Regions from separate parts of the Mus musculus genome. Here region 1 is linked to region 2. A link is a loop called in an ENCODE intact Hi-C map of the cell type or tissue named here. Cell type or tissue: heart. All regions are shown on one strand. Each heading gives the region's core, and the rest is flanking DNA. Links, peaks and the distances in the headings are about the cores only.

The links. Peaks named below come from ENCODE experiments on the same cell type or tissue, not always from the same donor. Only the 100,000 strongest peaks of a DNase experiment are listed, where the experiment ranks them.
Region 1: it touches region 2 in a loop (2.0-fold over the local background); 3 of 42 quality-filtered maps call a loop at or near these places.

The regions. Positions count from the first base shown.
Region 1 is chr10:94,814,118-94,826,925 of GRCm38, reverse strand. All of the region lies in intron 21 of Plxnc1 (plexin C1), which reads left to right. Among named protein-coding and RNA genes, the nearest start is that of Plxnc1, 120 kb to the left of the region's middle. In heart, for the core only: no CTCF peak of the experiment used is centred there; a DNase peak (open chromatin) is centred at 7,375; H3K4me3 peaks cover 765 bases.
Region 2 is chr10:94,697,922-94,710,729 of GRCm38, reverse strand. All of the region lies in intron 1 of Cep83 (centrosomal protein 83), which reads right to left. Among named protein-coding and RNA genes, the nearest start is that of Cep83, 16 kb to the right of the region's middle. In heart, for the core only: a CTCF peak has its summit at 4,936 (motif pointing left); no DNase peak of the experiment used is centred there; H3K27ac peaks cover 477 bases.

The DNA of each region.
Region 1 (12,808 bases), core at 2,782-10,781, 120 kb before region 2:
CTTTGAACATCGTCAAAGGAAATGCAAACTGCTCCCTATTCGGCACTTATAATTGCAATCAGAATTTCTCAAATGGCTCTGCTTGGGGAAGACAATGTGTGAAGAGATATTTCAACCCAAATTGAGGCCGTCTTATTTTAGACCGATAACACAAGACAAACTTCTCTGTGTTCCCCATGCAACACGACGCCTTCCTTTATTATTTCCATGGATTGGTTACAAATGTTTGCTGTCACGCACTTAATGTACTGTGATCTCATAGATATTTTTAGAGGAATGCTGTAGATCGCTCCAGCAGGGTGACGGGGCTAGGCTGCCTGAGAGTTTCAAATACTGAGAGCTTCCTTTTAACCCATTCTGGCGCCAGCCGCCCTCAATCACCCCCAGAGAAGGAGACAGTACTTCGGGGCCTTTCAGGAGTTTTGTGGCAGAAGCCCCACATGGAACATGTCTTCCATACGGCTCAGGAGCTTTCGAAGCTTTTCCATCATCGTCAACTTGAGGAAAGGCTCTGTAGCTTTGGTTTGACTTTTAGCTCTATGAAGACTCTAGACTTCTTTACCATCTTATTAGTGGACATGGAAGAAGTAGATTCCAGTGGGATTCAGGAATTGCTCACTGGAGAGCTCAGGCTCCTGTGGCTTTGCTCTGGGTGGTGAGTCCTGTGGTATCATTCTAGAAGAATTCACTCCCTAATTGAAGAAGGCACCACTGTGCTATGGACCGTATTATGGTTATGTCATGGCTGTGGGTGAGGAGGAGCCAGGAGATCAGCTGTTTCCAGTTTCTTTCATCTGTGTGTAGCATCCCCATGGCTGTGTGCTCAGCAGAGCATGGTTCCTGTGGATAACTGTCAGCACCTGTGGGGTAGGGCAGTGTTCTCAGGCTTTAGCATGGTGGCACTGTGGCCCGGACAGTGTTAAACACCCATTGTTAGGTGACCCTAGATGCAAGTCTGGGGTATGACTTAGGGTTTGCATTTCTTTCAATTTACTCTTTACAACATTTATTTATTTTTATTTGATGTATATAAGTATCTGCCTGTATGTATGAGTTGCCATGCGGGTGCTGAGAACTGAACTTAGGTCCTCTACAAGAGAAGCCAGTGCTCTTAACCACTGAGCCATTTCTCCAGCCCAGATTTATTTATTTTTAATTACTTGTATGTGTGTGTGTGTGTATGCACACGAATGTAAGTATATATTTGAGAACAGAGGTATCATATTACTCCAAAGATGGTTGTATGTAACCCAACAAGAGTGCTAGGAACTGAATTTGGGTCCTCTTCGAGAACAATGCATGCCCTTAACCACTGAGCCCTCCAGCCTTAGGATGTGCATGGTTAATATTCTCCTCAGGCACTACTTGAGAACTGTTGGCATGGGGGTTAGGAACCTGGGTTCTGGAGCCAGGCAGGTTTGAACCTTGCCTCTCCCACTGGCTAGCTGTGTGACACTGCTCGAGTCTCTTCACTTGCTATGCCTTCTCAGTCTCCCTGACGATAAAGATGATAATCATGACGGCCCATCTCTTGGGGATGTGATAAAGATTAAAAGAGTATCCAGCACACAGGCACACGCATGCATCTGTGCATGCACATTGTCTTAGTTAGGGTTTTACTGCTGTGAACAGACACCATGACCAAGGCAAGTCTTATAAAAAAAACAACAACATTTAATTGGGGCTGGCTTACAGGTTCAGAGGTTCAGTCCATTATCATCAAGGTAGGATCATGGCAGCATCCAGGCAGGCATGGTGTAGGCAGAGCTGAGAGTTCTATGTCTTCATCCAAAGGCTGCTAGTGGAAGACTGACTTCCAGGCAACTAGGATGAGAGTCTTAAGCCCACACCCACAGTGACACACCTATTCCAACCAGGCCACACCTCCAGATAGTGCCACTCCCTGGTCCGAAAATATACAAACCATCACACGCATATACACACAGACATGCATGCCCACATACAGAGGAACATAGTCACGTGGGGATCCTCAGTTTCTTCTCTACTGTCTCCTTTCTCTCCTTATGGTCTTTCCTGCTGCTCATCCACCAAGCCCAAAGCAGTACGTGGCCCCCAGCAGTGTCAGCACCGTGCCTCTGGCTTTCTAGAACTGTGAAGTCAGTCAGTCCCTTCCCTATACAAATCACCCAGCTTCGGGTGAGGCCAGTGTTTGGGTCTAACAAGAGAAGGCAGCCCTCACAGGGGTCTTAGGGATAAAGGTTCCTAAGTAAACGTAGGTTTGGGGAATCCAGCAAGATTTCTTTTCATGAAACACATTGCATCAGACCAGGAAGAGAAGAAAGGAGGTGGGCTGGGGGGAAGGGGAGGGAGAAGTCAGCTGCCCGAAACAACTTTTGAGGTTACGGCGTTCCAGCGCTTTCTGTCTGAGGACTTTCTCTCCCTTTCATTTGGAAGCGTTATTTATTTCACAGTCAATTAGGACCATGTGTTTCTGATTTGTTAGGACTCAACTCATCGTCAAAATGTTACTTGATGTTGAAGAAATTCGTGTCGACTCTTGAATTTTTTCCCCTGTTATAGCCTCTGGGGGAAATGCAATGGAAAATTAAATCTCTGCACTGTTCTCCTCTGATTCATCTGCGGTGGATAGAGTGGAGGCTGGCAGAGAGGTGGGCCCTAGCTCCTAAGGCCTTTGCCTTTAAGAATGATTTTTTTTTTAAACTGTCTTTTGTTGGACCTGCTCCAACCTCTCTTTCATGGTGGCTGATTAAACTAGAAGCTAGAGAGAAGGCACATGATCCAGTCAGTCTAAGCTTGTGTGACCAAAAAAAAAAAAAATGTTACCGAGGGTCAATATGAAAAATTTAAGCATTTTCATTTCCTTTCATATAAGTTCTCCCAACCTGAACCACCCTGTTTCTAAGTTTCCCCCTTCTTCCCTTCCTCCCCCCTCCCTTTTCTCCACTTCCCTTCCCCCCACCCTCCCAGGCTACACTCCTGGTGGTTTGCAAAGCCTTGCTACATTTGCCTGAGGTGGTTTATGTCATTGAAGACTAAGGTGTTGTGAACATACTGGAGAGTGTGTGTGTGTCCCTGTTCTAACAAGGGACATTAGAAAGCTCTACAAGAGTCACAGGAGCAACTTGAAATAGAAGAATGTGGTGCCATGGCGGGCCCCATTGGAGAAAAAGCCCGTTGGGATGCATGCTCAGAAACAGCGCCTCACACAACAAACTCTGAGTTAGGTTTCACACCTCCTAGGTTAGAATGTTTTCTCTCTGAGGTGTAGGGTGTTTTCTAGAACATAGAGATGCACTGCCAGTTTCTTGTATTTAAAACCCTTATACTACCAAATCGCTCTGGAAAGTCAGATGTCCTTCAGCCCATCTTGAGAGGATAATGCCTGAGTTGCCTTCACAAAGCCCTTCATAACCACCCTGGCTCCAGTACCAGGTGCCCCAGACCGGCATCTGGCAAGTCGAATGGTGCCAATCTCTATTCACTCTCTGATGCTTAAGGGGAGATTGTGTCAATCTTCATACGACACCCTAGACTTCCTTTAATGTGTGAGGAGATGGCCCTAAAGGGAAAATGCTTGCTATACAGGCACGATGACCTGAGTTCAAATCTCCAGTACCCATGTTGAAATTAGTCATGGTGGCACACCTGTAATCCCGGTGCTAGGGATGGAAACTTTCCTCTAGCCCCGGGTTCAGTAAAGGACACTATTTCCAAAAATAAGGTGGACACTTGATCCAGAAAGACTTCATGCTGGCAGGATAGCTAGGCTGGTAAAGGTGCTTGCTGCCAACCTGAGTTCAGTCCTTGGGAGCCACATGGTAGAAGGACAGGGCCTGTCCCTGAAAATCAGCCTCTGCTCTCCTCATGCACACTTAAATTAATACATAAATGTAATTTAAGTTCAGAGTCACCTACAGCTGCGTGGCAAGTTCCAGGCTAGTCTAGATTACATGAGATCCTGATTGAAAGAAAAACAGAAGAGAAGACTGACCACTAACCTCTGACCTTCATACACACCATACCCTCACATGTGTGACACCCATGCATACACCATTCAAGAGTTCAGAGTTGACAGTCAAAAGCGGGAGCAAAACCTATTGATCCTCTGTTTTCTCCACAGCAAAACTGAGAGCTTGCTAAATAGTGTTTCTGGGGAGTGCCTGGCCCTGGCCCACCCTCCTGTATGTCAGGAACATGTTTGCAGAGCAGAGGGCCTGCATCTTGGAGGATTTCAGTTCCAGGAAAGTATACCACATGGGAGAAGGGACATTTGCCTCAGTTTCAAGAGGAGATGAGAAAAACCAATAACTCGTAACAGGCGTGCTGAATTAGCAGGAGAAGTTTGACTTGTAATCAAAGTTAAGCGAGAAATGGTTTTTTGAACTCTTAAACCCAGGAAATGAGCTTGCCAATCTGCTGCATCGGAGAGATAGCATCTTGGCACCCTGGGAAACAGAGTTCCGACAAACACATTATTACACTCGTTCTCATATCTGTACGAAAGTCTTTAAGATTATTAGAAATTCTTGACAAAGCCCAGGGACATGCCTGCAGAAATGCTAATGCGTCTGTTGTGATTCATGGAAGGTTTATGCCGGTCGCTACCAAGTCACCCTGCTCCCCGGTGGCTGCCGTTTGGGGACAGGCATGTTTAGGGCAACATTCTATCTCTAACACAACACTGGCTAGCCCTAGCAGGAATTTCTGTGTGTTCTCCTTACCTCTCTCAAACCCCTTTGGTTCCATTTAGCTTGTCCTTGCAGAAGATCCATTATCCCCGTAATTAAACAACCCACTGTCCCGATTAAGCCGTTCTCTGTTACTTCAATTACATCCCATTGTTCATTAAGTCCTGATGTTTGCACTTCAGCAATCTTGTTTTTAATACTCCTAGCATTTGTGGAGAAACAGTGAAGTTAATTAACAATTCTTAAGCTCTTTTTTTTTTCTTTCTACCATAGTGCAAATCATTTCCATTATGACTTGAGATAATACTGAAACCATTACTAGCTTCATAGTTAGCTTCCTGATCAAAGAGTGAAACCATTTTTCATAATCGTGTTAGGTAAGTCATTCCCTGGTCGATGGCAAGCTGTGGAAAATGAAAAATTAACTTTAAATGAGCGCTTTCAGTGCCGTTCCTCTTCGTGGTCTTTCTCTTCACGCCTATCGTCTTGGAATTAGAGAAATAATTTAGTTATCTCAGTACAAAAGTATTTAATTTTCATCTCTGTGGTTCAAATTAATTATTCTTTCATTATTTATACCTTTTACAAATCAGTTGCTTTGACTACAGCCATAGCACTCTGAACACGTTCCATTTCATCTGCTCTCGGAAGGTAAACAGAGGCAGGCCCCCGTGACTATTTGAATGGGAGAGTGGTATTGCAAAGGTTTGTCTTTTTGCCGTTGTCATTTTCCATTTGGTGATATATATAGCAGGAATCATCAGTCAACAGCCTGGGGACAAATGAGACCCCTGGACTGTTTTTATGAATAAAGCTTTATTGGAACACTACTCCGTGTATTCATTTCTGTATTATGTCTGGCTGGCTCTTTACTAACAATGGCAGAAAGTGTTAACTTGTCGCACCAAAGACCATATAAACCTCAAAGCCTTAAATATTTTCTGCCTGATCCTCAATAGATAATTTGTCAGCTCTTAAACTGACACTTGAAGGCGGGGGTGGGGGAGGAATCTAGAATCTTCTCTCTAATCTGAAAGTGCTTGGCAAAGTGTTCTCACTGTTCACAAATCTTTGCTAGCTCTGTTCTCTCCATTCTAGGACGTGCAAACATGCTAAGTATAGAGAAACTGGTCACAGAAACAAAGTGGGGCCAATGCCTTTCTCACCTTGTCTTGTTCAGAGGACAAAGGCTTTCTTCCACACTTCTCTGCCCACTGTAATTCTGTGAGAGGAGCAGACTCCCTAGCTGGGAGCTGTTGTCTATCCTTGATGCGACAGGAGAGGGGGCTGGACATGGTAGGAGGCGGGTGAGCATGGGTTAGGGAGACAGTTGAAGGCAGGGAAGGCTTGTGCAGGGCTGAGGGGACAACTGTTGAAACCGCTTGGACCGCTGGCTATACTGAGCAAGCTGCAGCCTTTCTGAGTTTGGTACATGAAAGAGACTTTCCTCTTGACTTTCATTTGGCCCTGAAATGAAATTAGAAATATATTTTATAGCTTTTATTGAATGAGAACAATTATTGCTCAAAGACCATTTATGACAAAGTTGCTGGTTTGTAAAAAAAAAAAAAAATTCCTTTATAGGAATTATAGGGTATGTCAGCAAGGATGTGGCTGCATCCAGCCCTTGTTAGCCACAGATATGTCAGAGAAGCTAAGCAGGTGACATTATAGACCTCCCCTGGGACAGGGTTCTCCCCATATTCAGTTTATCCCAAGAAGCCTCAGTTTTTTGTTTCCTCTATACCTCAAGCTGGAGAGAACCACTAGCCAAGTAAGAATGTGTAGTTATTCACCCATGTGCTGTGGGGCTAGGGTCAAAGACATGGGATTTAGGCTCTGAGAGTCCTAGGTATGAAATTGGTCTTGGTCCATTACTGTGTGACTTTGGGCAGGTCACCACCCATCAGCCTATTTATTCATCTATGAATAGTTGGTGATAAAAGCCTAACCTTGTAGGTTTTTGTAGGTAACCTTTCTGACTTGTGCTAAAGTCAGAAAATTATGTGTGTAACACACCTACTGCCTTTCCTGGCACAGAGGAAGTGGTCATTCTTTGTGACAGTGTTTTTCTTATCACCTTTAAGGTACACTAAAGGGAGGTCTCTCCTGTGGTCCTTCTAGTTGTTTTTTTATTGATGATAGGTGAGGTAGGGGAACCAGGTTAGCTAGCTCTGTCATCATGATAAACACATCTGAAATTCCCATGTGTTGTGTTAGCTCTGTACCAGGTTACACATGCTTCCTGTGTTTGGGCACGGACAACCAAATGGCAGAGAATACCCTGATAGGCAGGGCAGGAGTTGACAGTGGTAAACCTGAACAACTGTCTAAAAGCCGCTGCCTTGGGGTATGCTGGGAAAAAAACAGCCATTTTCATCCAGTCCTCTCCTATGCACTGTGAGTCTCCAGATGGCCTTGCCTGCCTGATGGCTTCCTTCTGTATATAGCTATTAGGAAGCAGTACAGCTGTGTAGAACAGAGGTCCAGATGCCCAAGTCCAAGCAGCAGAAAGATGGATTTCTCCCCAGTGTGAAGGGCCGGAATGGGCAGCCCTGCTCTGGGATGCCTGCAGGTAACTTCTTGGAATGAGCTGTCTGCTTCCTCAGCCTCTTTCCAATTGCCACAGCAGGACCTCAGCAGGACTACACAAGAAAGGACAGATGGTCAGCAGCTGTCTTGCAAGAACCTTTCCCAGGGGTTGCCACATAACACATCCATTTAAAGTCATTGGCCAGAATGCGGTCACGTGGCCACACCCAGCAGCGGGGACAGGGCAGTGCCCAGAGGCTCCGGAAGCTATACACAGTAATGCTGATCAACGTGTGCTTCCAGAAGATGCACAGAGCACAGTTTGGTACTAAGCCAGAGTCAGAAGGTCAAGCCCCCTCTAGTACCTGGTGTGTGCCCACCCATCGTCTACTGATGGAGAACTCCGCAAGGAGAACACCATTCCTAGCCTCCTGGCATTTCAGTGGGAGTCTGGACATAGTCAAGTGTGACCCTTCCAGAAGCTGTAATCTGGGACAAGCTTCCAGACCTCGGTGTATCTCCCCGGCTCCATCTGTTAAAGGAAGCTAAGAATAGTCCCTCACCTCACAGAGTTGTGAGGATTCGATGAAATTAGCAGATTCATTGCTGGGATGTGGTAAGCGTTCGATAAGTACCGGCTATTGTTATTATTATTAGAAACTCCAAGCTCTGTCCTCATCACTCTGTCCTCTAAAAATAGCACAGGGCTTCTCCCTCCGCAGCAGGTGGTGGTTTGGGGGGAAGGCAGAGGTGGACCAGGAGGGCTCCGCGCTCTCTCATTCTAAGGAGGTGGAATTCTTTTTCTCCACTTCTTGGCCTGGTCTCCTGACTTAAGATTGAAGCCTGCTGCTCGCCAATCTGCTCAGTCTGGTAGCTGAGGGTTTTCCTGTCCAGAGGCCTCCCTCACCACCTCCTCTCCAGACCTATTCAAATGCTACCTCCTCCATGAAGCCTTCCCAAAGCTCTCTTCCTGTCAATGCCCTCCTCAAAGCTAGAACCTTCCAATCACCCCGTCTGTTTCCACTTGGCCGTATTATTTATTAGCCGGGGCTCTCTGGAACAGAGATCTTAACCGGAGGGTTATGACTCCTTTGGGATGGCATATCAGATATTCTGAGTATCAGATATTTACATTATGATTCATAGGAGAAGCAAAATTACAGTTATGAATCCACAACTGAATAATTTCGTGGTTGGGAGTCACCATGACTATACTAAAGGGTCTCAGCATTAGGAAGGTTGAGAACCACTGGTCTAGATGAACAGAACCGACAGAATGAAGGTATAGCAAGAGAAGGTTAATTAAATAGCTTACGTGACTTAGTCTGGGTAATCCAACAGCAGCTGCCCTCACACTGGAAAGGCTTATCTCTCCAGTAAGCTGCCCAGCCCATGAGGCTGGATGCCCCAGCAGTCCCCACCTGCTGCCAAATGCCCAGGGGAGTCGTGGAAAGCCATTGGTCTTCACTGTGCATTGGAAGGTAGAAGAAACTGAGTTCTGTCAGCAAAGTGGATAGTGGTGGTGGCAGCAGGGTAGATGAGCTTACCAATAAGACATGAAGACAGTGGAGCAAAAAGCAAAGGTTTTCCTCAGACCTTCTTTATCTGGTGCTACCCACATTCGGGGTAAGCCATCCACTTCAAATAAACAGATGAAAAAAAAATCCTCCTAGGTAGGTATGCCAAAATGTGTCTCTCTTAGTTCATCTACTGACCGTCAAGATTAACCATCATACTCACAGTACCTAGTCTTAGAACTTGTGTTTGTCTCCTACTTAGCTTAGTTTACCAGTGCTTCCCATCTGGATTTACACTGGGGCAAATGAATGGTATCACTTACAATGCCCTACACTAATGGATCCACAATAAACGTACGTGTCTGTAAATGAATTTAGCTGCCATTAAAAATTGGCAAAGTAAGGGGCACTGGTTTTGGTAATTCAGCTCCAAGTTAAAGAAAATAGGACCAATGGGACCTGAAACACCAAGAGCAGAGGTGCGTCTCAGAGCAGACTGGAGGCGAGTGGTGTCCATGCCTAAGGAACAGCCACATGCTCAGCCATCTTCAACAGAACCTACGGTCACCATATCTGTTCTCCTCTTGGCCGTAGCTTTGTACTTATAAGATGACTGCCATAACTTTCTCCCCTACCCTGACCCCTTTTTGGTTGTTGGGATAAAAACTCTTTCCTTTCTCTATCCTTGTCCAGAGGTTAGTCACATGACTGTTCCCTAATGGAGGAGGACAGGGAGCTACCACCAGGAGCATTCCTCTACCCTGGTTGCTGCATGGCTGTTGGTTAGGTAGACACCAACCACAAATGCTACCTCAGCTTTGCTGGTATTTTGTGCCAAGGAAGTAAGGGGCAATAGAGGAAAAGAATGTGCTTCAAAGAACCAGCCTTTTGTGGTGGTCAGAAAAGGAGCTATAGATCCTAGAGCATTGGCCCAGACTGAACGGTCCAGTTAGCCTTCCATTCTGCTGGCATGCCTGCAAGGGATTCTCTGAGTGTGTGTGTTCCGAGCTGATAGATGTGTCTCCCATACCTGTTGTGGGTAGCCTGAGAACATGTTTTAAACAATCCCCAACACTAATGAGCACCCAGAAGAGCTTGGCTCTGTGGGCCTTGGCAGGGGAGGGGCTGCACAGGTGATACATCCACTCTGGATGCCATGGGACATTGGCCAAAGATCGACCCTGTCATGCCCACACTCTGAGGCAAAGAGGACACTGACTGCTCCCTAGCATAGAAGAGAGGCTCAGGTGGGTGTCTCTGCTCTGGATGGGGAGTATTAAGACTTGGGCCAGTCCTGAGGGGGCCCTCCACTCACACTCTAGGAAACTGCTGTCAGAGCAATAAGCACTGCCGCCGTGAAAAATGAACACAAATCAATTTGCGTCTGGATTTACTCTCAGAATTCCCTGTGGACTCTGTAAAATGCCTTTTTACCTCTTTTCCACCCTATCTAGCTGTGGAGGCAGTGGCAGATTTACATTAGTTTACATGCAGTTAAGGTATTTCTTCCTTTTGGTTATGTTTTTAAGAACATTTATTGCCTATAAAGAGGTGTTATTGTTAAAGACAATGGTGCCCTTTAGGTAGCAACCGAATGTTATTTTGTAAATGCCAATAAAACTATTTCATGAGCCAGGATGGCTGAGGCTCTGATTAAAAGGTGTTTCCCATTCATATTTATTTTGGACGCCTTTGACAGCATCACTCTCTACATGAAGAGCCACAAGTAAAGGAATCAGCAACCTGGCCACAGGAACAGAATTTCCTCTCAAATGCACTTCCTAACTATCCCAGGATATGCTTAGGCTCTAGTTAAGGACCCTGCTAATAGCTGGTGTAAGAAAAGATTCCTGGAGGCTAGGAGGAGTCCTGGGAGATCATCAGAGCCCTGGGAAGATGGGTTGGAGCTTAGGAGGGGACAATTTAGCTCAGTGAGCCCTGACATCAGCACAGTGGGTATGCAAAGTAGACGTCATCTCCAGACTTAGAAACTCTGTCCCTGGAGCAATTAACCCCTCTGTGTCTCTGTTTCTACACTCTGAAGTGGGCACTGGAACAGCAATATAACCACCCTTGCCTGGGGGTTAAAAGAATCAAAGAAGTATGTCATAGGGCTGGGGGTGTAGCTCATTGGTAGAGTATGTGTTTAGCAAGCTCCTCATGTTAAGTTTGAGTTGAACAGCCCTCCCCCATTGAAAACGGCATGTCTTGAAATGCATTTGGCATCTATACCAAGAGGACCTAATGTCTGTAAAGAAGGGAGGTGAAAAAGAGGGCTTGAGTATGAGAGTTTGCCACATCGGTCTCCTCTAAACGGTCTAGCCTGCAGCTGTCCTACTCATCTGGTACCCCTGCATTTTCCTTTACCTGGTGTTTTCTGGTTTTTGTTCACAAGTGGAGAGGCATTTTGAACCCCTTGCTCATGGCTGAATTGCTCAGAACACAGAGTTTCTTAGAGAGTAGACAAGTGTAAATCCATTGTAGAGCAAGGACTTATTTGGCGCACACTGAGACTACTGGTCAACCTCTAAAGTGCAGATTCTACTAATTTCTGAGTTTAAATCATTTGGCTAGGTCTGCACTAAAGTGACTATCATATCATAAATGAGATTGCAGGGGGACAAATATTGTCTTGGGTGTTATATATAGCAAAAGGCCATAGGCTGGGTGGCTTGTGAACACCCAAGTTCCTAAAGACAGAGTAGTTTAAGAATCTGTTCCTTGTCACGTTCAATGTATGATGAGCACCACTTTCTCACTGATGGCACCTCGTTCTCTGCCTTGGGAAAGCCCTATTGGGTTTCACTGAAATTGCTGCCTCCTGAAGCTTCCGTGACAATAAGTCAAAATGGCCATATGTATGTAGAATCCTGGCTAGCCAAAAAGTACTCAGGACATTTACAGAGCACCATGTGACCAGGAGGCCTAGAACTCTATGCAGTATCCCAGAGCAAGGTCTTTCCTTTCATGCTGCCTATGTTGAAATCCTAGATGCCAATGTGAAAGTGCTTGGCAGGGGGTGGGGGAGGGACCTTTGGGTAAGTGATGAAGGCAAAGGCCTTAACAGTGTCCTTGAAACTGCTGTGCCCCCATACTGAGACACATGGGCTCTAAGAAATTTACTGTGGGGACACAGTCAGCAAAGAATGCATGGCTCAGAGAATCTGCCCAGAGTTTCAGATATCTCCTGACCTTGTGAGGGTCTGTGAGCCATATGCCAGAAGCACAGGTCAACCAATCCAGATCCTAAGGATGATGTCTATTCACCATCGGGTACTATCAGAAGTCAGTTACCATCATTTACATGTTGCAAGGGAGAAGTGGAGACCCAGAGAAGTGATTCAGTTGGCTAGTGGTGGGCTGGGATTAAAGCCAGGAGCCCACATGATGCCTTTCATGGGTAGGGTCTTCCTTCTGAAACACTGCATGCAGTCAGTCCCGCTGGGCAGTGTGGACCGAGTCTCTGTGTCCAGGTGAAAGTACACTGACCTAATGTTACAGTGGCGATCAACTGGATAAGTCATTACTACCATTATTCTTTAGCTCTGAAGCACCTCTGGCAGCTGTCTCCTTGACCTCCGTATTAGAAAGCAGGTGTGGTTATACACGTTTTATTTCTATATAGAGAATGGAATTCAGAGTCTCATGCAAGCTAGGCAAGCTCTCTCTCCCACTGGCCCAGCCCTCCACCCCAGTTCCCATATGCACTTCAGGCCATCATAAGGATCCCCACTCTTCGGATTCCCTGTTTTCACTTCTTTTCAAATTTTCTCTTATGAACTTTATTATAAAAAACTTGCAAATGAAAACATCATAGACCCAAATTAACTGGACCTAAAATCTGGACACCACAATGAACGTCTACGGAGTTAGAATTGTTTTCCTTTCTTTCCAGACCCACAAGTTGAGCCTTTTGCACTCCCTCATTAAGCCAGACCCCCAAACATTAACAAAGATGCATTTCACACTGTCCCCAAGTCCCCCAACTCACTGATAACGGTGCCCAGGAATCTGAACCATGTTTTGCTGTTTACCAAATCCTCTTGCTCTCTCTGAATCAACCCCTACCCCAGCATCTATAGCAGGTAA
Region 2 (12,808 bases), core at 1,765-9,764:
CATGCATAGGAATCTATAATAAAAAGTTTACCAACTAAATATATCCATAATGCAAATTTTTAAAGTACATAATTCAGAAGTTGGAGAGAGGGTCCAGCAGTTAAGATAACACACTGCAAGTTGTTTTTACAAAAGACCCAGATTCAGCTTCCAGCACTCACATGATGGCTAACAATCATTTCCAACTCCAGCTCCAGGAAACCCAATGCCCTCTTCTGGCCTCTGCAGGCACCACACTGTATACATGCAGGCAACATTCGTACACATAAAATTTTTTAAAAGATCCTTTTAAAATAAGCATATAATTTAAGCCATAACAAGAAAAAAATAAGGCATCTTAGTAATTTAGTGTCTACAGAATGTCTCTGAAAGGCAATTAGTTCTACGAACACCAACTTTTAACCAAACATTTCCTTGTCCCTTCTTTACAACTCTAACAACGATATAAGTGCACACACGCACCCTTATGACCACTTTTGACTGACCCCATATCTACAGACCTACATATTACATCTTCTCCTACACAGGCATTCAACTTTTTAAAGCAATGAATAGTACAATGTCTGCCCAAAAGTGTGGCAATTCAAGACATTCAAAAAGCACAGCTGCTGATGCTTATGGAAAGCTTCCAAATACATTTCATTAAAAAGCACATGCTCTATGCCTTTGAGCATTTCAAAACAATACTTTAAATATTTCATTCCCCCAAAGTGAATGCTGTTTTTGTTGTTTTTCAAAATATTAAAAAGTCTAGTGATAACACTCATCAGGCATTTGCTTCACTTACAAACAGAAATTCGAAATTTACTCCAAACCCAAAGACAACTCTGCACTAGGCACTCTACAGGCAGTTGGCTAGCCATCCCATGATTTGTAAAGAGAATAAATGTCACATTTTGACACTTTGCCAGAACCTGAAGTGCAGCTGGGAGCAGACCCTTCAGAGCCCTGGCAACATGCCAAGCTCAATAATTATGATTTAGAGAAAAACAGGGGAAGTCAGGGAAAGAGGAAAGGAAGAAGATATGTATTTGAGTGGTTAGCAATCAACCACCAAACACTGAATTACATTATTATTTTCTTACAATCATACTTTCTACTGCATGACGACTTAACTGGTAAATTTCTGGTAAGATACTGTAACCAGCCAACTTCAAAAGCTTATTTGTAGTAAATTATAAATCTATCATTGTGATTCAAAATGCAAAGATGACTCTTAACAAAATCATACTTCAAATTCATTTCAAAGTTTTTCAGTATATAGGCTCTGTGACGTATAACATGGGAAATTATGAGCCAGCAGCACTTTTGATGTGTGTATTACAGTCTGTTCTGTTCGCACCACAGGGCTAATACACAAAATGTTACTCAATGATCTAATGTATCCTGAAATACATTCTTTAAGTAAATCCTAATGTAATTTTTTCTCAGCTATACAACATAGTTTGAAAACTTTAAAATGAAAAATTTATATTTGTACGGAAATTGACATAAACATCTTTTAGAATTGTCAAAAACTATTTTTAAAAATGTATAGCCATAAATGAGGTAAAAGTCAACTTCAATAGAAAGGTGAACCAGAACAAAGAAACTGTTTACTTTTTTAAAAAAAACCACAGTAATCAAGCAGTACTTAATTAATGACTAAGCACATGTACTGACTAGTCTACGTATAATAAGAGTTTGAGGGATACATCTACCTTCAGCCAGGAAGAGCTGGCCCACAGCCACAGACTACAGATTAATTTTTAGTGCCTATTTTATGCCAGACATTTTGTTGAGTAAGATAAAAATAAAAGAACACCTAATCCTCAAAGAAATGATAGTGGTCAGTGAAACAAACATGTTAGCTACAGTTTAGATGTCAAATGTCCCCAAAAAGCAATTGTGTTAAAGGACCTTCCAGGGCAGAAGTACTGAGAGGTACAAAGTCCTTAGCTCAGTCCCATGCCACATGGCTGGAACACAAAGGCTGCCTACTGTTCCTTCACATTCTTATGGAAGTCCTTAGGTCATCAGAGGCATGCTGCTAAGGAGGGTTATACACTTCCAGGTCCTTCTCTCCTTGGCTTCTTAGACACAACATTTACTATATCACCCACTACCCATCACTGCCACTGGACAAAGGTCCAAATAGATCTGCCCAACCAACTGTTGCCTAGAAACTCCAAACTATGACCCAAAATAAAGCTTTTTTCTTTGAAAATTAATTATCTCTGGTTTGTTTGTTTGTTTGTTTGTTTAGATCAAGACAGGAAGCTAACAAATGTACATATCATGGTTTCTTTATTGCCCCATGATGAAGGCAACTCATGAAAGAGTTTATTGGGGCTTACAATTGCAGAGGGTGAGTCCATGACAATCATGGCAGTGAGTATGGCAGCAGACAGGCAGGCACAAAACTGAAAAAGTAGTTGTGAGCTTACAGCCTTACCCAAAAGTAGGAGGCAAAGAAAACTAAATGGGAATAGTGAGGGCTTTTCAAACCTCAGAGTCCCAGCTCCAGTGACATATCTTTTCAAACCTCAGAGTCCAAGCCCCAGTGACATATCTCTACAACAAGACCATACCTCCTAACCTTCCCCAAACAGTCCACCAACTGGGGACCATGTATTTAAACATATGAGGGTCGGGGGGGGGGGGGGGGGAATTCTCACTCAAACCATCACAACACATTAACAGCAACTGCAGACTAACCAAGATGAAAAAAAAATATACCATCAAATCATCTTTGTACTGTTAAAACTTGGCCATTTGCATATGTTGACTTTTCAAAACATTAATTCAGAAAGCCTTAGAATAATAAACATATTTGTAAGTAGTATGAGGGCAGAGAGGGAAGAACCACTTATCAGAGACACCTCCCCAAAATAATTCAAAACTAAAACCAAGGTAGAGATGCAAAAAAAAAAACCAAAAACAAAAAAAGGTACAAAACACAGAACTTAAGAGACGAACATCAGTGTGGCGGTGCCTGGACAGTAGGGCAAAGCCTTAAGGATTATGTGCAGTGAATCACAGTTTATTGTTGATTATTAGAGAGTCCGTAGAAGCTTTTAAGCTGTAGATAAGTGAGGGAACCCAGGGTAGGTTTAGATTTGTACTCCAGAAAAAAGTAATAAAGATATTTCCACATGTGGAAGTCTTTCCAAATTAAGGAACCAGAAGGAATAAAAGAGAAAGCACACAAATGTACAGAAAAATGATGAGGGCCTGACCTGTGATAAAAGCAACAAGTGGTTCAGAAAATAGTCTTGAATATGGAGACAGAGGAAAAGGAGCTAACAGAAATTGGTAGCCTTTTCTTCAACTATAATAGAATCTCATTTTAATGTTAAGAGATTAGAGTGGAAACTTAAGGGTTCTTTGGAAAGTCGGTTGTATCACAGTGTTTTGCTGAAGCAGACCCAGATGAAAGGATATGTGATAAAGGAGTCTTCGCTGAGGACACACATGCATTGGTCCACCTTACATGCATTGCTGAGCTCCTCTTGTCAGGACTCCATAGAGAGAAACACACCAAAAAACTTCTCTCGAGGTTCCTACGGCTTCTTGTCACTTCCACAGACTTGGGCCAATTGGCAGAGTAATGTCAGCTGACACAGACTCACAAGGCATTTTGCTAAGAATCATGGAGGACACATGATGTTTGGCGGGAGTATAAATAAGACTCAACAGACAGTGACTGGGGCTTGGCTTGCTTGCACAGCTAGCTTCGCAACACTTCCTGGTCTCACATCTTTGCTTCCTTGAGAGAGGGGTGGTAAAGAACTTCTCCTGGCCACCATCCCTGGTGGTCCTGGTCCCTCCTGCTGACTCATGACAATTCAGCTGGGGCCTGGCTGTCTCTGCTGAGTCATGCCACTGCTGACCTGTAAACTGATCTGCTGATTACCTGACAAAGCAGAAGGAATTTGCTCCAAAGAACAATTTCTAAACAGGTCCACTTCCCCAGTATCCTAATAACCTTTCTTTTCCACTATCTCTGGTGGGTGCTGGGCTAGAAGGGAGGTTAAAGCATTTAAGACCCATCATTAAGAGTAGGTCATTAAAAAATTTAAGCCTATAAGAGATGGCATAGTTAGTAAAGTGCTTGCCACAGAAACATGAGAACCTGAGTCCAGACAGCCTGCCTTCACATAAAAAGCTGGGAGTGGTAGCATTTGCCAGTAATCTCAGACCTGGCAAGGCAGAGACAGGGGGATTCCTGGGGTTTGCTGGCCAGTCAGCCCAGTCAATCAATGAGCTCCAAGTTGGAGACTCCACTTCAAAATATAAGATAGAAGACACCTGATGTCAGTCTCTAACCTCCAGATAGATGTGCATAAACATATGCACATGCATGCATACCACATGCACACACACACACACACACACACACACACACACACAAAATACTAAAAAAATGACTGAGTAAAAAAAAAAATCAAGCATAATAAGTTTTGCAAAAGTATTTTGGTTAACTGTAAATACCACCACAGTAAAATACTCAGAATCCACTTTCTTCCAAAAGAATTTCCTAGCAAGAAGGGTAAACTCTAAAGCTGGCTCTAGTCAGGAACAAAGACTTGAAAATGTGGATTTTGTTCCTTAAATGTCCACCTGCTGCTGTTCTGCGGTTCCTCCTTATTCTTTCCTTCAAACAAACTATCTCTATAGCAACACACTCCCCAGATCTGGAGTCTGATGATACAGAAACTTGTGGGTGGAAAGCATATGTTTGTGCAAAACTCTTAACAACCCAAGACCATGAGCTACTTTACTTTTCCTTTTCCTACAAAAAACAAAAACCCACACATATACATACCTTAAAATCTAAAAATTAGTAAATAGATATGAAACAAAAGTATTTTTAAAACAAAGAAATATAAAAACTATACAACTGATGTTACACGTGTTTACAAGGAAATTCTTTTTATAGGTTACAATGACACCTTGTGGTAAAACTTTTCAAATTATACAAATTTTACAACAGAAATAGAAGGATGGTTTAGAAAATAAGCAATAATACCAAGACCATAGGACTGAGATGGTTTGGCCATATACAATTCATTTGAAAACTCGAAAGGCAAAAACGCTAAAGAAATCTTAATACAAGGTAAACATAGTACTTTATAACACTATAAATGCAAACACTGTACTAGACAACAGTATTAGCAGAATTAAATTATTTAAATGATGCAAAAAAATCACTTTTATAATTCAGGCCAAAATTTCTAACACTAGTAATTTCTTTACATGAAAACAGTAACATATGACTTATAAATTATAAAAATAAAATATCATTACTCTTTTCTTGCCAATTAAAAACATGTCTTTAAAATATGAAAGCATTTCAATCTTGACTGAACCAATAAGAGGGTAATTTACATGGCCTTTCATGCAGTATTTACTATTTTAAGATATACTAATAGGCTGGGCATGGTGGCATAACACCTTTAATCCCAATACTCCAGAAGCAGGGGCAAGCAGACCTAAGTTCTAAGCCAGCTTGGTCTGCATAATGAGACCTTGTCTTAAAAACAAAAACTAAAAATAAAAATGCTAAGTACTAGGAGGCAAAAACTTATTTAATTTTGGCATGCACATATTTTGTCAATCTTTTAAATTTTTTCCTTCTCTCTGCAGCTGAATGTCACAATTGGCTCCCATTTCTCTGACCCATCTATCTCACTCTCTTTTGTGTTTTCCCTCACCTTCCCTCACCATGCCAAGGACCTCGTCATCAGTCCCAGCCCCATAAGAAAAGTTCAGCTGCCCCTCTCATCGCTCATTTACTGCTTGTTTGAGTCACAAGTACACACCGAAGGTCCTAAATGTCTCCTTTAGTACATAACTCCAGCTCAATTCATATGGTCCATCTACAATGGAAGCTTAATGACAGGACTCAGTAACTCACTACTTGCAATACTGTACTTTGACACTATGAAACAGCAGAAGCCAAGAAGTTTATAAACCCCTCCCACACCAATTTTCCCACATACTGTCCCGGATTGTGGTTTGAAAGAGAAATGTCTCTATGAGCTTGGGTATTCCAACCATTGTTTTAAGACCTTCATTCAACAGGGATCCTGCCTATACCTAGATGGGAGAATGAGGACAGAGGCATCAAGAAGACCCTGGGCTAACTAAGCTTGCTAAATCCCTCTTGGTTTCCTGCCATTAGAATATACATTGTCCCTTGTCCCTCAACCACACTTCTGCATAACTATATAAACACATGGTTTCCCTGTTTAATTTCGCTCTTCATTTCTCAAGGTTCCACATCACATAAAATTGGGGATACAGCTTAGTGGTACATACACTTCTTGCCTACCACATATGAAGCTCTAGGCTCAATCCCCTAGAACAATAAAGTGGGGAGGGAGCAAATTTGTAGGTTCTTGATTTGTTATGGTCCCTTTTGGTATGAAGGGAAGATCTCAGTCATGAACCTAGAATGGATTAAAAAAAGAAATTTGCTCCTCAAATCAACTCACTAGTTTCACATTTTCTAGCTGTTTTCTTTTTAAAATCAGTTCTCTCTTTTTGTAATACATAACTTATCCTCAACAACTATTTGCAACTAAGTATCACTACTGCTGACTCATCTTCATCTGCTGATTTTTGAAGGTATTTACTATATACTTAAGTATAGGGGGTGTGTGCTAGAGACAGTAGTTTGTTCCTGCCTTCCACTTTGTGACAAGGTTTCTGCTTTTGCGCTGTGTACTCTAGGCTATCTATCTAGTCTCTAAGTGTCTGGGCAGTTCTCATTTGCACCCTTCATTTCCCACAGGATTGAGTGCTGGGATTACAGATGCACACCATATCCAACTTTTCATGTGAGTTCCAGGCATAGATGTCCAACACTTGTACCTGCTAAGCCATCGTGCCAGCCCTCATCTATTGATCTGAATCATTCTTTTCATAATGATGCCCGCCTCTCTGCCAAACAAATAAAATACGTTACACTTAGCAATTTTTGTTTGTTTGTTTGTTTGTTTGTTTTGTTTTGATATTGCAGTGGGGAACAGAAAGCTCAAAGTTCAGCCATGGGAAGCTGACCCATAGAGAGAACAAAAACAAAAAACCAAACCAAACAAACAAACAAAAACAGGATTTCCTCCACTTCCCCAGTTGATTTCTGCTGGATGTTTGTTTATAAGTACCCACTTTGATGTGTTATATATCTGATACTTGCTATTTGTGTTTGGAAGCCTTGGCAAAGGGAAAGGTTTGCCCTGCCCATGACCTCAACCATGACCTCCAAATGACTGCCTTAATAAGGCTTCCCTGTCAATTTCCAGTATATGAGAATAGGTCCCCAATTTAACGCTGTTACCTTTTGTTTGACCTGTCAGTTAGACTACTCCAGCCATCTCTGTGGGATACTGTGAGTGACCGATTTGATGTTTTGCTATCTGCTGATTCTCTCTAATAATCACTATTTATTCTTTTACCTTTTTTTGATATATAACTTGAACTCACACAAATACAGTCTCAAAATGAACATAGAGATGTTTTACCCATAACACCAAAATATAATCATATATGAACACTAGACCAACAAGAAAAACTGTCTCTAAAGACAAGGGGAATGGCTCCTTAAGGGATAACACCAGAAGCTGATCTCTTGTCTCACCACATATTCACATACATGCACAAATGAACACACACACATGTGCATGTGCATACATGAACATATACCCTATTCTTACTATATAATCCTGCCCATACATTTATAGGTATTCACACTTAAGAAATGAAAGAATGCATCCCTATAAAAAAATTTACACAACTATTCAGAACATCTTTGAGAGTTCAACACAAATCCATCATGAGGTGAATAGACAAACAAATTGTATTATTTATATAATGGAATATCACTCAGGAATAATAAGTGCATACATGTCAAAATAATTATGCAGTGAAAACATATTCAGATAAAAATAGGATAACATGTTACATTTATTTAAAAATCCAAGAAACATATGTAAAAGCAACAAAGAAAAAGGACCATGATTTTGAGATGGAGTGAGGAGAGGGAGGTTACACAGGCAGGACTGGAAGGGAAGAAGAGGAAAAAAAGAAGGAAGATGATGTGACTATATTTTAATTTTTAAAAAATTACAAAAGAAACAAATGCAAGAAACACAAAAAAACAATTGATAGTTGAGAAAAATCAAGAAACTAACTCAAAACATATTTGAAGTGACTAATAAGTATCTAACATTGTTCAAAGAATTGTGAGTAATATAAAGTTAGTACAAAATAAGTTTTATCCTGCAGAGAAGAGAAGAATTTCAGTCATAGCCACCCAGCTTTCCTACTTCCAACATACAGGAATAAAGCTACAAATCCTTTACACAAGCACAGCCCAAAAACCCAGTCATTTCAGTGTTCTGGAACCCAACCAAGGGCTTACCACACGGTCTGATTGTTCAATCATGAAAACAACTGGTATGAATAAGAATAACCTGACTCCACGGTATTCTCCCATTGGGTTGCTTTACACTGACAGATAGATCAGTGAAGGAGTTCAGACTGTAACAGTGAAAACACTTTCAGCATTATTTGAAGAAAATCTGTTTTTGGATGCATTGTCAATTAAAGTGGAGATCTCTGTGACAAGCAGAGATGGTCAATAATTCCCAAAGTCTCAGATTAGGGGCCTCTTTAGGGCAAGGAAAGAACCAACTAGGAATTTTACAAAGGCCTAGAAATTAAAGAGAACCATAGGGATTTGATAAACTGTCCCCAAACCTAGATAGAACAAAAACTACAAACATGTAGACCAAAGACCAGAGCAGGCACAGGTCATAAAGCCAAGACAGACTTGAAATAGACTGTGTTTAAATGCATCCTTGCCATGCACATGCACAGGTCTATCCATGGGTCAGTTTGAACACATCAAGCTAGTTCTTGTTTGAATACAAAGCTACACAGATGCAAGAAACCAACCATAAAAATAAATAGGCCTAGGTACAGTAGTAGAGTGTGCCATTTTATTTAAAGACATTAAATTACATAAAGAAATGACTATAACACTGTATGGTTATTAGGCTTATAATATGCGTAACTATAATATATATGTATGACAATAGTATAAAAACAGCTATATTGGAGGGAAGTTGTATAATTTAACAGAATTTAGTATTATTCTGAAACAGATTGCTATAATAAAATACATATTGTTATTTCTAGAAAAACCATTATTAAAATACAATAAAAAATCCGTTTGAAAGGTACACTAAACAATATTTCAAACTTATTGAAAGGAAAATAAAAAATAAGATAAATGCAAAACTTGGGAAAATGGAATAAATCCACACTATTAACAATTGTGCTAAACATTAGTGAACTCCATTCCAAGGATAGAGAATGCTAAACTGGTTCAGTTTTTCTACAACTATGTGTTGTTTATGAAATATTTCTTTGATTCAAAGACATAAGCAGGTTAAAAGAAATGGGACAAAAATTTAAGGCATGCAAATCGTAATTATAATGTCAGAATAGTTACTGAAGACAAACAATATAATACAAGAAATATTACTAATTATATTCTATACTAATCATATTTAATAATGACACCTATGACGAATGTTTATTTGTCTAACAGAACCCCAACATACAAGAAAGGGGTAAAACAATGAAAAAGACTGCAATGAATGTCAAAGTAAGACAAAAAAAAAATTAAGAATATAGGAGTTGGCTGACCTTACTAATTACCATAATTATAACTGACAGAATATTCCACCCAAAGACTATTCCACTAAAAAATATATAAATAAATTTTACAAGAGACTCTCACTACTGAATAAGGCTAGCTGAGAACTCCTTACACAGTTCAGGGTGATCTCTTGCTTCAGTTTCCTAAGTGCTGGGACTACAGGTGTGCTACCATACTTAATATGCATTCTCAGTGAATACACAGGAACATTCTCCAGGATGTACCATACGCTGGACCACAAACCTAGTTTAAGATACAAAACAGAAAGTGCCAGTCATTTCTGTGAGCATTAAGGACTAGAGTTCGGATCCCCAGCACCCACATAAAAAACTAGGTACAATAATGAACACCTGTAATCCAGAAATGGAGAAAGAAGAATCTCTGGAGATTGCTGGACAGCCAGTCTACCCAAATTAGTGAATTCCCTGTTCAGTAAAAGACTCTATCTAAAAAAAAAAGAAAAAGAAAAAAAAAGATGGCAGAGAGCTATTAAGGAAGACACTGGTCATCAATCTCTGACCTACACATATACAACATAAACACACACAATCATAAAAAGTGTGCCATCTGAGTATTACAAAGTAAGTAGCTCACAACAGTCAGAAATACGGGAGGGGCTGGAGAGATGGCTCAGCAGTTAAGAGCACTGGTTGCTCTTCCAGAGAATCTTGATTCAATCCCTAGCACCATGGCAGCTCACAACTGTCTCCAAGTTTAGTTCCAGGGATCCACACCCCCACACAAACAAACATACTTACAGGCATAAAATGATTTTTAGAAAAAGAAAGAACATGGAATTAAATTATTTTTAAACCCTCAATTATTAGTAATCAACACACTTCTAACATAGGCATCAAAGGAAAAAACCCACAAGGTGAAAGAAAATTTTTTCTCTTTTTAAGACAAGGTTTCTCTGTGTAGCCTTAGCTGGTCTGGAACACACAGAAACTAGGCTGGCCTTGGACTCAGGCTGCCCCTGCTTCACAGGTGCTGAAATCTGAGGCATGCACACAGTCACAAGGTAAAAAATTTTAATGTATTTTAGAGACTGTTGTTGTTGGAGAATGGGTCTCATGTAGCCCAGGCTGGCCTTTGTTTTAATATCCAAAAGTCAGTTAATAAACGACACTAACAATAAAAACTTTAAAACAGATGATCATTTCACTGGATGAAGGTTTAAAAAAAAAAAAACACCTCTGGGAAAAATCACACACACCCATTGTCATTAAAAACTTTAAATAAGAACATCAAGAAAAGTCAGCGAGGGCTGGTGAGATGGCTCAGTGGTCAAGAGCACACTGACTGTTTTTCCAAAGGTCCTGACTTCAAGTCCCAGCAACCACATGGTGGCTCAAAACCATGCATAATGAGATCTGACGCCCTCTTCTGGAGTGTCTAAAGACAGCTACAGTGTACTTAGATATAATAATAAATAAATCTTTGGGCCGGAGAGAGCAGAGGCCCTGAGTTCAATTCCCAGCAACCACATGATGACTCACAACCATCTCTACAGCTACAGTATACTCATATACATAAAATAAACGAATAAATCTTTTAAAAAGAGGAGGAGGAGGAAGAGGAAAAAGAGGAGGGAGTCACCAAATAAAAGTGTTTGCCACACCTGTGAAAGGTTCCTTCTCCCTGGAAGCCACGTAAAGGCGGAAGGAAAGAAATTGTTCTACAAAGGTGTCTTCTAAACCTCCATATCTGCACTGTAACATGAGTGTGCACATTCACACATGTTAATTATAAAAAAACTTAAACTAGGTATAGAATGGAAATTCTTCAATTTGATTAAGTATCTATGGAAAAGTATGGGGCTAAACTAGTTACTATCACACTATACAGTGAAAATGTGTGTGCTTTTCCCTAAACAACAGGAACAATGCACTTTCAACATTTCTATGTAATATCTTATTAGAGAATCTATACCATAAGTTAAGGCAAGAATGAGTGAATGAAGAACAGACTAGAGAGAATGTTGTAATCCTTTTCATTCAGAGACTTGGCCCTCTACATGAAAACAATATGCAAGAGATGACCACATTTTTCTATACTAGCCACGAACGATGAGTATCATATAAAAACATTCCTTTTACAAGAACATCAACAATAACAAATTTCTTCATGAAAAAATATAATGGGTTGAGTGTGGTGGAGCATGACTTTAATCCCAAATATTCAAGATACCTTGAGTTCAAGGTCAGCATTGATTATGACAGTGGTTCTCAACCTTCCTCAAGCTGTAACCCTTTAATTTCCTCACATTGTGGTGACCCCAACCATAAAATTATTTTCATTGATACTTCCTAACTTTAATTTTGCTATTGTTATGAACTGTAATGGAAATATGTGTCTTCTGATGGTCTTAGGAGATGCCTGTGAATGTGTGGATATAACACTCTTCACCCTTCACCCCCTCTCTCCAAGGGGTTATGAACACAGCTTGAAAACCACTGATCTATGGCACATTCTAGGACACCCAGGACTACATAAAGACACTAACTCAAAATAAATAGACACATAGATAGATAGGTAGATAGACAGACAGACAGACAGATAGGAAGGAAGGAAAACCATAACAAAAGTGCAAGGTTTTACACTAAAATTTGAAAAATGCTGAGAGAAATCAAAGATCTAATTAAACATCTTATATGTTGATAAAGATACAGTTTCATTAAATCAGTGATTTTTTTCTACAAATCCTTTCAAATCTCAGGACCTTAATTTTTTTTGTGGTAATGGAAGAACATGAAATGCTCTAGAGAGTATGGTATCAGAGTAAGTATAGACATAATTATTAACAGAAAGCTTAAAAAATAAATATTTACATTGCTGTTTCTTCAACAGATATTTTTACAATGTCTTTAAGATGTCAAGGCAACTTAAAGAAAAAGAATAGTCTCAACAAATACTAGGAAATATGACAGCGACTTTAAAACAAGCTTGAACCTTACTCTTATACATACATAATTATTTAAATTTAGATCCTATATGTAAATGAAAGATTTAAAAAACAACCCACACTGAAAATCTTGATAACCTAGAATTAGACTTCTCCAAAACAAATCTTTATATATAACAAAGAATAGTACA